Linked DNA regions of Homo sapiens: region 2 is linked to region 1. Evidence: chromatin loops called from intact Hi-C (ENCODE). Cell type or tissue: sigmoid colon. All regions are shown on one strand. Region 1 overlaps UCHL5 (ubiquitin C-terminal hydrolase L5). Region 2 overlaps RGS1 (regulator of G protein signaling 1).

Region 1 (5,000 bases):
GAATTAGACTTCTACATTATACAACTTTTTTTAAAACGTCCTTAAATAAAAAATACAGCAATTAAAACAATTACAATCTCTTTTTGTAATGTATTAGGTAGTATAATTATTATTTAACAGTATGATAAAACAGTGCTGTGCCTTAGAATGAATAAGAGCAAATAGTCTGTGTGTCATATTAAAAATAATAAAGTTAATTGCCAACATCAACGTTTTTAGTTAACAAGCATAATTTGTAATTTGATATGTGTATCGCATCTCATACAAAGTTTTCTGTCCTCAAATAATAAATATAATTTGGTTTTAGGCATAATTTAAAATAAAAGTATGTGCTTCTTTCCTTATTGATCTGAGTATACTTAATAGAATATTGAGAAGGATTAACAAGAAATAAATTTACTGGTTTCTGATATAAACTTTACAACATAATTAAATGAGCAAACACATATAAGGCAGAGTGTCTATACATTTATTAAAATTAAAAATAATTATCACAATTAATTGAGCACTAATTTATACACTTTACAGATATGATCTCATTTAATCATCAAGAATGTGAAGTAGGTATGATTCCCAGTTTACAGATGAGAAAGAGGTTATAAGAAAGTAAATAGTGCCTAAAAGCTCCAGCTAATAAGTAACATATATATAAGATTTAAATTCAAAGCCTGTATTTTGGTCTGTTTTTGTTAAAAAATAAAAATAAAATCATATAAATAACATGGAAAAATATATACTGTTAAAAATACTTTCCTTCTATACAGTGTACCAATGATATTAAAAAGTACTGACTCAAATCAGATAATTCTGCATTAATAGATACTAATGTAGATATTGTTGTGATTAGCCTTAACTATTCTTCTACCTTATTTCTATTAAGAAATAGAAAAAGATCTGAAGCTTACTTATTACCAATTGAATCACAAAGTCATAGTAAAATGTGGACAAAATTCAATATTGTGAAGTTGTTTGGATTTCCCCATAGCAATGGAATTTATGATTTTACATCACGTTAAGTTATTGGTAGTTAAAAATTTAAGATAGACAATGATTCATAATTACATACAAATGTGTAGACAAAAATTTGTTAATCATAAATATACCTGAATAAATAGAAGTCTCACAAATGTAATCTTAAACTAGATAATTTTATTTTATATTTTAAGAAAGAGATTTGGTACATAATACAAGAAGTTTTATAACTATATATTTTTGGATTACCTCCTAGGCAGTTTTTAAATGTGGTGTGTATTCAACGAATTCATCGGTTAAAAAGTCTCACATAACAAAAACATTTATAGGTTCTAACCAAGTTCATTATAGCCATGCCGAGGGAGAATCACTTTTTATTTATTATTTTGCAAATAAAAAGATTTTAGGTCAAATACTTTTATGTCATCACAGATTATAGGCAACTGCCTCAGCTATTCAAAAATCTCATCCTGTAGAATCTCAGCATATAGTAGCACTGCATGGTGCAGCCATATCTTTCCTGTTTGTTTCCTTCTATTCCTTCTCACACCTTGTTCTTTTATCCTATTTTCCCTGAAAACAAAACACAGTAAGATCCACTATTCCAACTTATCTATTTCTGAATTCTATAGGTAATTTTTCTTAGAAGTATTACCATTAAGTAATTAACTATCACTGGTAAAGATTTTATATAATTATAAAATCTAATCTTTATTCTAACAGTTTTTCAACACGCTTTATTTTTTAAATTTGCATTTATCTGCAGAAAATGATATTTTAATATGGTATCTTTTTTTTCCAAAATAAGATGAACAAAAATATATTCTTGCAAAGGAAACGGATATAGTGCTACAGATTAAGCACTTAATTCCCACCACATATTTAAAACTTTATGGATGTGAAATTTTAAGTGGCTATAAAGCTATTTAGGAGCTACCCTGTGCTTGCTGGGGATCTTTAGCCTGACTTTATCCTGGCATTTATCAAAATAATACTATTTAGCACAATACCATAATTGTTCATTTATTCCTTTCCCAAATTGTACCATGAGTTGCTTAAGAGAAAATAATATGTCTCAGTTATGTATACATCCCTAGACCTTAACAGAGTGCCTGGAATATCCTCGCAGCTAGATAAATGTTTGATGAATAATTTAAAACATTTCAACAATTCCAATTAAATGAGTCTAAGCTCCTTCAGAACCTAGGAGAATAATAGTTATTGCATGTATATAAGAAATAAATCTATCTCAATATTGCTTCTGGAATATTAATAAAAGAACAGCTTAGAGAAATAAGCAACTAGAAGGTCAATAACTACTTTCCTTAAGAAAATGAAGGCAAACACAACAGAGTTGGTGTTCCACTAACATCAGGTATTTATATGCTGCCACCTTGTGTCCAAAAAATGTGAACTAAGGAATAATTATTCTAATGTTAAGCTGACAAGCTGTTGTTCTCTAACTATGCTCTCAAAAAAATCTGGGGATATAGTGTAATTAAAAATCAAACAACAGTGGTTCTTTTACTTACTAATTTGCACACACAAAAAATTCTGTTCACAGATCAATTTTAATGCAAAATTTATACATTTAATATTTATCTAAGGGTCCTAGTCCCTAGTAACATTTATCTAACTTAAAATCTGATGTATCACATATTTAGCACATTTTATAGTTATTTTAATATTTTTAACAGAAAAACATTTGATATGATTAATAACATCATATCTAGGTATTCTTGTTAACCAAGCAATTTTGAGAACCACAGGACCCTGTATTAATCTAAAACTTTAAAAACAGTTTCCCATCTTAGAATACACCCTGAGATGCATGAACAGAAAAACCTATAATGGAAAAGAGAAGATTTAGCAGTCTTCTGCAATAATTTTTACATTTAATGCTAAAAGTTGGGTCACATGTTTCAATCAATAAGGTAATATACACAAAAAACTTATTAGCTCACATCTCATATTATTTAGAATGTATAACATGAAACAGCTTGGTTGAAATCAATCTTTGCTTTGTAAACTTTAAAATTAATAAGGAAAATATACCTACCATGTATTCTCGTCTTTAAGTTAATGGTCCAAAATTTTATTTGCCTAGTAGTGTCTTCTCAAAGTGTTTCTCAAACTGTGGTACACAGACCAGTTGCATTAGAATCACTTGGGGAACTTATTAAAGAATCCTTCCCCTATATCAGAATATCTGGGGAGGGGCCAGGTAACATGTATTTTAAAGAGTATCCACTGATGTTCACTTTCAGAAACACTGATTTACAGTATGAACTTAAAAACAATTTAACTGCATTTTACTTATTCAACAAATATTTTATTGTTACTTATGAAAAAAATCATAGAAATCAGAATTCTTCACTAACTTATGCTAGTTTTCCCTCAGTGGAATGGATACTAAATTAGAAATAAGAAAACCTATTTCGTAGTACAGGCTATTTTTTTTTTAAACCCAACAATGTCCATTCTACTTTTAAATTCTGTTATATCAACTCAAATTTTTGCTAAATAGGAAAATATTATTTCAATTATCAGCATTAAAAATCTACTTTTGCTTAAAGGAAGTGTTTTAAATTTTATTTTAATACAGCATAACCTGAGGTCTTGACACTAAGAATCTGGAAGCCTAAAGCAGTGGGGTAATTCTTTATTTTTGTTTTACAGTCTCAATTGAACTAATTCTTACAGAGTAGAAAACAAGAGGCAAAAGCAAAAGAATAAAAACGTACAAGCTTCCAAAAATTTTACCTCTATTCAAGCAAAAAATAAAAAATACATTTTATGTTTTTGGAGACTCTAAACTTAATTTAAGTATCTACCAATAAAATACTTACCTTTTCTACTAGTGGTATTAACTGCTGGTGTTCTGCTAAAGTCTTTAACAATTCCATAATGAAAGGCAGATAATTATGCTTCCTTCTGATATTCTCAATCTGAAAATAAAACATCAATCCACACTAACTACATTTCTGCTAATTTTGATATTTTATTCTTTGCATCCAACTCAAAATAGAAATGGTATATCCATTCTCATAAGAAAATGATTTTAGAAATAATGAGATTCCATTCCCACTGAGAATAAAAATTAACACAATAAAACATGTGGAGGGAGTTTCTTGGGCAAGGGCCTCCTGCCCCTGACTTAGCAAATAATAGAGGCCTTTAAAAGTCCAATCTAACATTACTTATGAAAATGTCATTTATAAAAACAACTAAACATCTACAAGCTAAATTAACATTTGCTACTTCACCTGTGCAAATAATCAGGCAAAGTCTAATGAGACCAGCTTTATTTTGTGATCAAGCACAATCTTTCCTTCAGATTATTTTTTATCGAAAGGGGGTACACTGCAGGAAAAAATTTCTACTTCAGTGGAAAACTATGCACTGTCTAGATAACATCCTCTCAAGTTATGTGATTCTAGGCTTTTACTGCCACTGACCTATTATATATTCTGCCTGGTAGAAGTATAATTGATTGCCCTTCCATAGAAAGTTTCCATCTCTTATAAATTCATTTAAACTTCATATAAATTTGAGCTTCTCTGACTTCTCCTTTAACTAGAGTTCCTTCAGTTAATTAATTAAATTAAAGCTTAACATGTTTGTTTTATAGCAGTATGACAATCATTTTATCTTTTTTTAAACAAAGCATTCCCAAACAATAAAGCAGGACACCTTATGGAAGTTATGGAAACTTTGTGTTGTATTTTGGGCAGATATTAAAAGTTAGTTAATTACATAATAAACACATAAGTATATATAAAGATGGGTAATTTACTTTTTTTAATATCATGTGAAATGGAAAATAATTGGGAAAGCTATTATTTTTTCCTTCCCTATCTCCATGAACTTGTCCCTCCCTTTTTCCCGCCTGGAATACTCTAGAGCCTGCCTGCCTGCCCCTACCACTTTCACCTGAAGAAATCCTACTAGTTTAAGGCCCATTCATTTCACTTAACAATCACCTGTTGTCTGTTAAGTATGATGCAAAGTATCTGTTGTCTGTTAAG
Region 2 (5,000 bases), 440 kb before region 1:
GGCCCCAGATTCCTCTTCTATGAATGAAGAAATTTCAAATGACTTCTCATCTCTACAATCTATAACACAGCTATTTCAGCAGTAGCTGTCTCTTACCTTTGTATGAATAGGAAGCAATTGTATTTTTCTTACAAATTTCTTCTTCAAATTATTCATTTGTTGGTTCATTTAATTTAATTATCTCCCCACCCACCCCTCGTTTCTTTTTAGCTGGTCAAAATGTCTTTGGAAGTTTCCTAAAGTCTGAATTCAGTGAGGAGAATATTGAGTTCTGGCTGGCTTGTGAAGACTATAAGAAAACAGAGTCTGATCTTTTGCCCTGTAAAGCAGAAGAGATATATAAAGCATTTGTGCATTCAGATGCTGCTAAACAAGTGAGTATTAAGCTTATCATCATCAGTTTCTCCATAAAAGACCCTATATGCAGAAATAACATTTAATATATACAACAAGATAAAATCCTTTTGGGGTATATAATTTTACTTCTACATACTTAGGCATATAAATATAGTTCAGTGCAATGAGAATCTAATTTTCTATATTGGTGAGGGTTTCAGCACAGTAGAATAAAGAGACTGATTTTACAAAACCAGCTGCCATGATGAGGGTGAGGGAAGGGTTAAGGGTATTGTTACTGACCAGAACTGCATGTCAGGGAGTCCTTAATGAGTGCTCTTGTTTTGGATAAGAAAATGCAGATTAGCATAATGTATACAATTGCAGCAGCAAAAGTATTTCCAATTAACAGTATTACCAGATAAATATTCTTGGTCCAAGCAGAAAATATCAACAAAAAGAGCCTTCTTCTCCTGTAAATCTTAAATGCCTACATCACTCTTTATGATACATGGATCATCTTATGTGGATACTTAAATTTTTCATGTCTGCTTCTTTTGCCTCTCCTAACTATACTATGAGGAAATTTGGAACAAAGACATTTTTGTAATATTTCTTATCTCCTTCACACCTAGTATAGAGCTGATTTTACAAAGGCATTTAAGAGATATTTGAATTGATTTAAATGAGGCCTTAAAATTACTTTCTGAGGTGTTTCAAAAAACAGTAACATCATAAAATTTGCAGTAAAGAAAAGTATATATTAGCTAACAAGGTTTTCTTTTTTAGATCAATATTGACTTCCGCACTCGAGAATCTACAGCCAAGAAGATTAAAGCACCAACCCCCACGTGTTTTGATGAAGCACAAAAAGTCATATATACTCTTATGGAAAAGGACTCTTATCCCAGGTTCCTCAAATCAGATATTTACTTAAATCTTCTAAATGACCTGCAGGCTAATAGCCTAAAGTGACTGGTCCCTGGCTGAAGGGAATTAACAGATAGTATCAAGCGCAGAAGGAATGTGCCAGTATGGCTCCCTGGGTGAACAGCTTGGCCTTTTTTGGGTGTCTTGACAGGCCAAGAAGAACAAATGACTCAGAATGGATTAACATGAAAGTTATCCAGGCGCAGAGTTGAAGAAGCATAAGCAAGACAAAAACAGAGAGACCGCAGAAGGAGGAAGATACTGTGGTACTGTCATAAAAAACAGTGGAGCTCTGTATTAGAAAGCCCCTCAGAACTGGGAAGGCCAGGTAACTCTAGTTACACAGAAACTGTGACTAAAGTCTATGAAACTGATTACAACAGACTGTAAGAATCAAAGTCAACTGACATCTATGCTACATATTATTATATAGTTTGTACTGAGCTATTGAAGTCCCATTAACTTAAAGTATATGTTTTCAAATTGCCATTGCTACTATTGCTTGTCGGTGTTATTTTATTTTATTGTTTTTGACTTTGGAAGAGATGAACTGTGTATTTAACTTAAGCTATTGCTCTTAAAACCAGGGAGTCAGAATATATTTGTAAGTTAAATCATTGGTGCTAATAATAAATGTGGATTTTGTATTAAAATATATAGAAGCAATTTCTGTTTACATGTCCTTGCTACTTTTAAAAACTTGCATTTATTCCTCAGATTTTAAAAATAAATAAATAATTCATTTAAGATTCTTCTTTCTACCATCTCTTTTAACATCTAAAACTATTATCTAGTGAATACTATATTTTATGTATTAGTTTGGACAGAATTCACAATTTTTCTCTCTGCTATCACAAGGCACAAAATCAAACAAATATAATATGATCTCATGTTCAATAAGAAATTGAAGTCTTTTAAAAAGGGATAGAAAATTTATTTCAAGAGGTAATCTAATTAACAGCATATATTTTATTGTGAGTTAAAGTTCATAAAATCTAGACATATTTTCTCATTTAACATTCATAGCAATCCTATGAAAGCTGAGACTCAGAAAGATTAAGTCACTAGTTCTTAATTTTAGGTAACTCTCAAAATTATCTAGAATGTTAAAAAAACACACACATATCCCTGTTTTGGGGTCCCATACCAGAATGACTGAACCAAATCTCCAAAGGGTAGCATATGGGAATCTATATTTAAAAGAAAGCCCCAAGTGAGTCTGAAGATGATTTTATAATTCAGAGTTCAGAACCTGGGAATTAAGGGACAGTCATACTAGCAGGGATTGCCCAGAAGTCTTCCTACTACAACCTATTCTCCTTCCTCTATGTAACACTGCCACCCACTGATCAGAAGGCATTTCCTGAATCACTAAAGTCTGCAACAGTCCTAAGTGTCACCTAAGCAGGAAAAAAGACTCCAAAGTAGGGCTCACCTACAGAGAGAAGAAAAATCATCAAGATGATGCATATTCCTGAATAGCCTGTACAGCTCTTATCTCCCCGCGCACCTGTGCTTTATATTTTATTCAATAATCAGTCACTCACATATCACAATGAAATACGGTTAATGTATGGATAATCTCACTATGGACTGGTCCAGTCATCAGGCACACAGCAATGGTAAGGGGCAATATGCAGATCAGGTACAAACAGAATTATTCTTGAGTTGTCATGGGACAGAGTTTAAATTGGTTCTACTTTATGCTTTATTCCTGCTTTAAGTAAGAGAAACTTGGGAGTCCAGTGATAATAATAATAATGATAATAAGCATCATCATCATCAGTCATCTCTCTCTCAACTCATTCCATCACCAAATTCTGCCAATAATTCTTCTACAATCAGTGTCTGTGGTTAGAACATCGCTTGCTCTTTTTTATTACCCCATCCTAGTACAGGCTTTCATAGTTTGCCAATTCACATGACATGTTCTTTGTCTTCCCAGTGTCTTTTCTTTAATTTATCCTCTGAACAGCTACAAACATCATCTTCTGAAACACAGATTTGGCCACATCATTTCCCATGACATATAAAATGAAGTATACATGTCTCCCTCTGGGCTTCAAAACCCTCCCAGTGTAACCTTCATGATATAACTCTCATTACTCAACTCTGGGTATCCTTCCTACCTTGAAGTCACACTGGATTATTCACCTTATCTTATATAATTCCAAGCCTTCACTATCTCCAGCCTTTGGTTATGCTCTACTCTCTAAAATGCCCTTTCCTAACCCATTCCGGTTTTCAAAGTTAAAGCAATTCTTCAAGGTTTTGTTTGTTTTGTGTTGGTTTTTGAGACAAGTTTGCCTAGGCTGGAGTACAATGGCGTGATCATGGCTCACTGCAGCCTCAACCTCCCAGGCTCAAGTGATACCCCTGCCTCAGCTTCCCAAGCAGTTTCCAAGGACTGTCACATTAATTATAGTCCAGGCCTTCAAGACTGTGAGGAGCAAGCAGTGCAACTGTCTAACACACTCACCAGTCATACAATAAATGCTCTGGTTCTTCTCTTGACAAAATGCCAAAAACCATTCGATTTTAGACAGAAGATCAAAACAAGAAGCCTCTTCATTTTGACCAAAAAAAAAAAAAGTCATCCTGGTTGCATAGATTCAAAATAATGTAAAATACTTGAAAAGATAAATTTTTATTGTCACTTTTTTTTTTTTGGAGATGGAGTCTCACTCTGTCACCCAGGCTGGAGTGTAAGGGTGTGATCTCAGCTCACTGCAACCTCCACCTTCCGGGTTCAAGTGATTCTCCTGTCTCAGCCTCCCAAGTAGCTGGGGCTACAGGTGCCCACTACCATGCCTGGCTAATTTTTGTATTTTTAGTAGAGATGGGGTTTCACCATGTTGGTCAGGCTGGTCTCAAACTCCTGACCTCAAGTGATCCACCTGCCTCCCAACATGCTGGGATTACAGGCATTAGCCTCTACGCCTGGCCTATTGTCACTTTTTGTTATGATGTGACTGTTTCATTAGATCATTCACAAAATATAATTAGAGCTAGTGATATCTACTATTTAAAAAATTTGATCCAACTGGACAATCTGATTTTCAGTTCACAGGCTATGTTCTTTTGTAATACTAAAGCAATGGCAGTAAACAATAGCATGGCTAAAAGCCAAAAATGTTTTTTAAAATTTACTTTTCTCAAGCTTATTTTGCAGTACTTTAAAATATGCCTATCCCAGAAAGCTATGAATCTATGAAGGTGAAAATGTGGGTAATGGCGTCTCATAAAAATTACATATTTACCCATTTAGTTTACATGGAATGAAGTTCAAGTTTCTTTGTTTCTGTGTGCAAACATGGGCTGTATTATACTAGTAGGAATCTTTGACAATCTATTGTTGAAAATTAAAAAACTAAAATTTGTGAGGGAAAAAATATAGTAAAAGGTGGTTTAAAATGCCATCAATATAAATTATTTTATATAGCTATAGAATTTTTGCAAGACTAGGATGAAAACATCTATAAAACAAAAATCAACAGTCAGCTACAGAAATAACTCTATCCTTTTTGTTGAGAACAGTATCTTGAAGCTAAAGCTGTATCATCCCAATAGCAAAATTTTATATCTTACTACATGCCTAAACTAAATGAAACCTTCCTACAAAAAATAGAGACAAAATACAAAACCTTCTATGGATGTTTCTCTGCAGTAAATATTTGACTTGGTATATACTCCTCAGTGGCTCCTTTACTTTGAATATGAAAATAGGACAAAAA

What was found. Hi-C counts contacts between places; a loop is a spot of excess contacts. Peaks named below come from ENCODE experiments on the same cell type or tissue, not always from the same donor. Only the 100,000 strongest peaks of a DNase experiment are listed, where the experiment ranks them.
Region 2: a loop joins it to region 1, with 2.9 times the contacts of the local background. A loop is called at or near these places in 3 of 110 quality-filtered maps.

Annotation. Positions count from the first base shown.
Region 1 is chr1:193,017,276-193,022,275 of GRCh38, forward strand. It overlaps UCHL5 (ubiquitin C-terminal hydrolase L5), which reads right to left. Exons shown (of 11, transcript NM_001199261.3): 10 at 3,822-3,920. Among named protein-coding and RNA genes, the nearest start is that of UCHL5, 40 kb to the right of the region's middle. In sigmoid colon, a CTCF peak has its summit at 2,353 (motif pointing left); no DNase peak of the experiment used is centred here.
Region 2 is chr1:192,578,012-192,583,011 of GRCh38, forward strand. It overlaps RGS1 (regulator of G protein signaling 1), which reads left to right. Exons shown (of 5, transcript NM_002922.4): 4 at 211-374; 5 at 1,126-2,013. The coding sequence ends at 1,311. All of the region lies in intron 3 of LOC105371664 (a long non-coding RNA gene), which reads right to left. Among named protein-coding and RNA genes, the nearest start is that of RGS1, 4.7 kb to the left of the region's middle. RefSeq lists an enhancer at 1,323-1,572. In sigmoid colon, a CTCF peak has its summit at 2,626 (motif pointing left); no DNase peak of the experiment used is centred here; H3K4me3 peaks cover 3,290 bases; H3K27ac peaks cover 321 bases.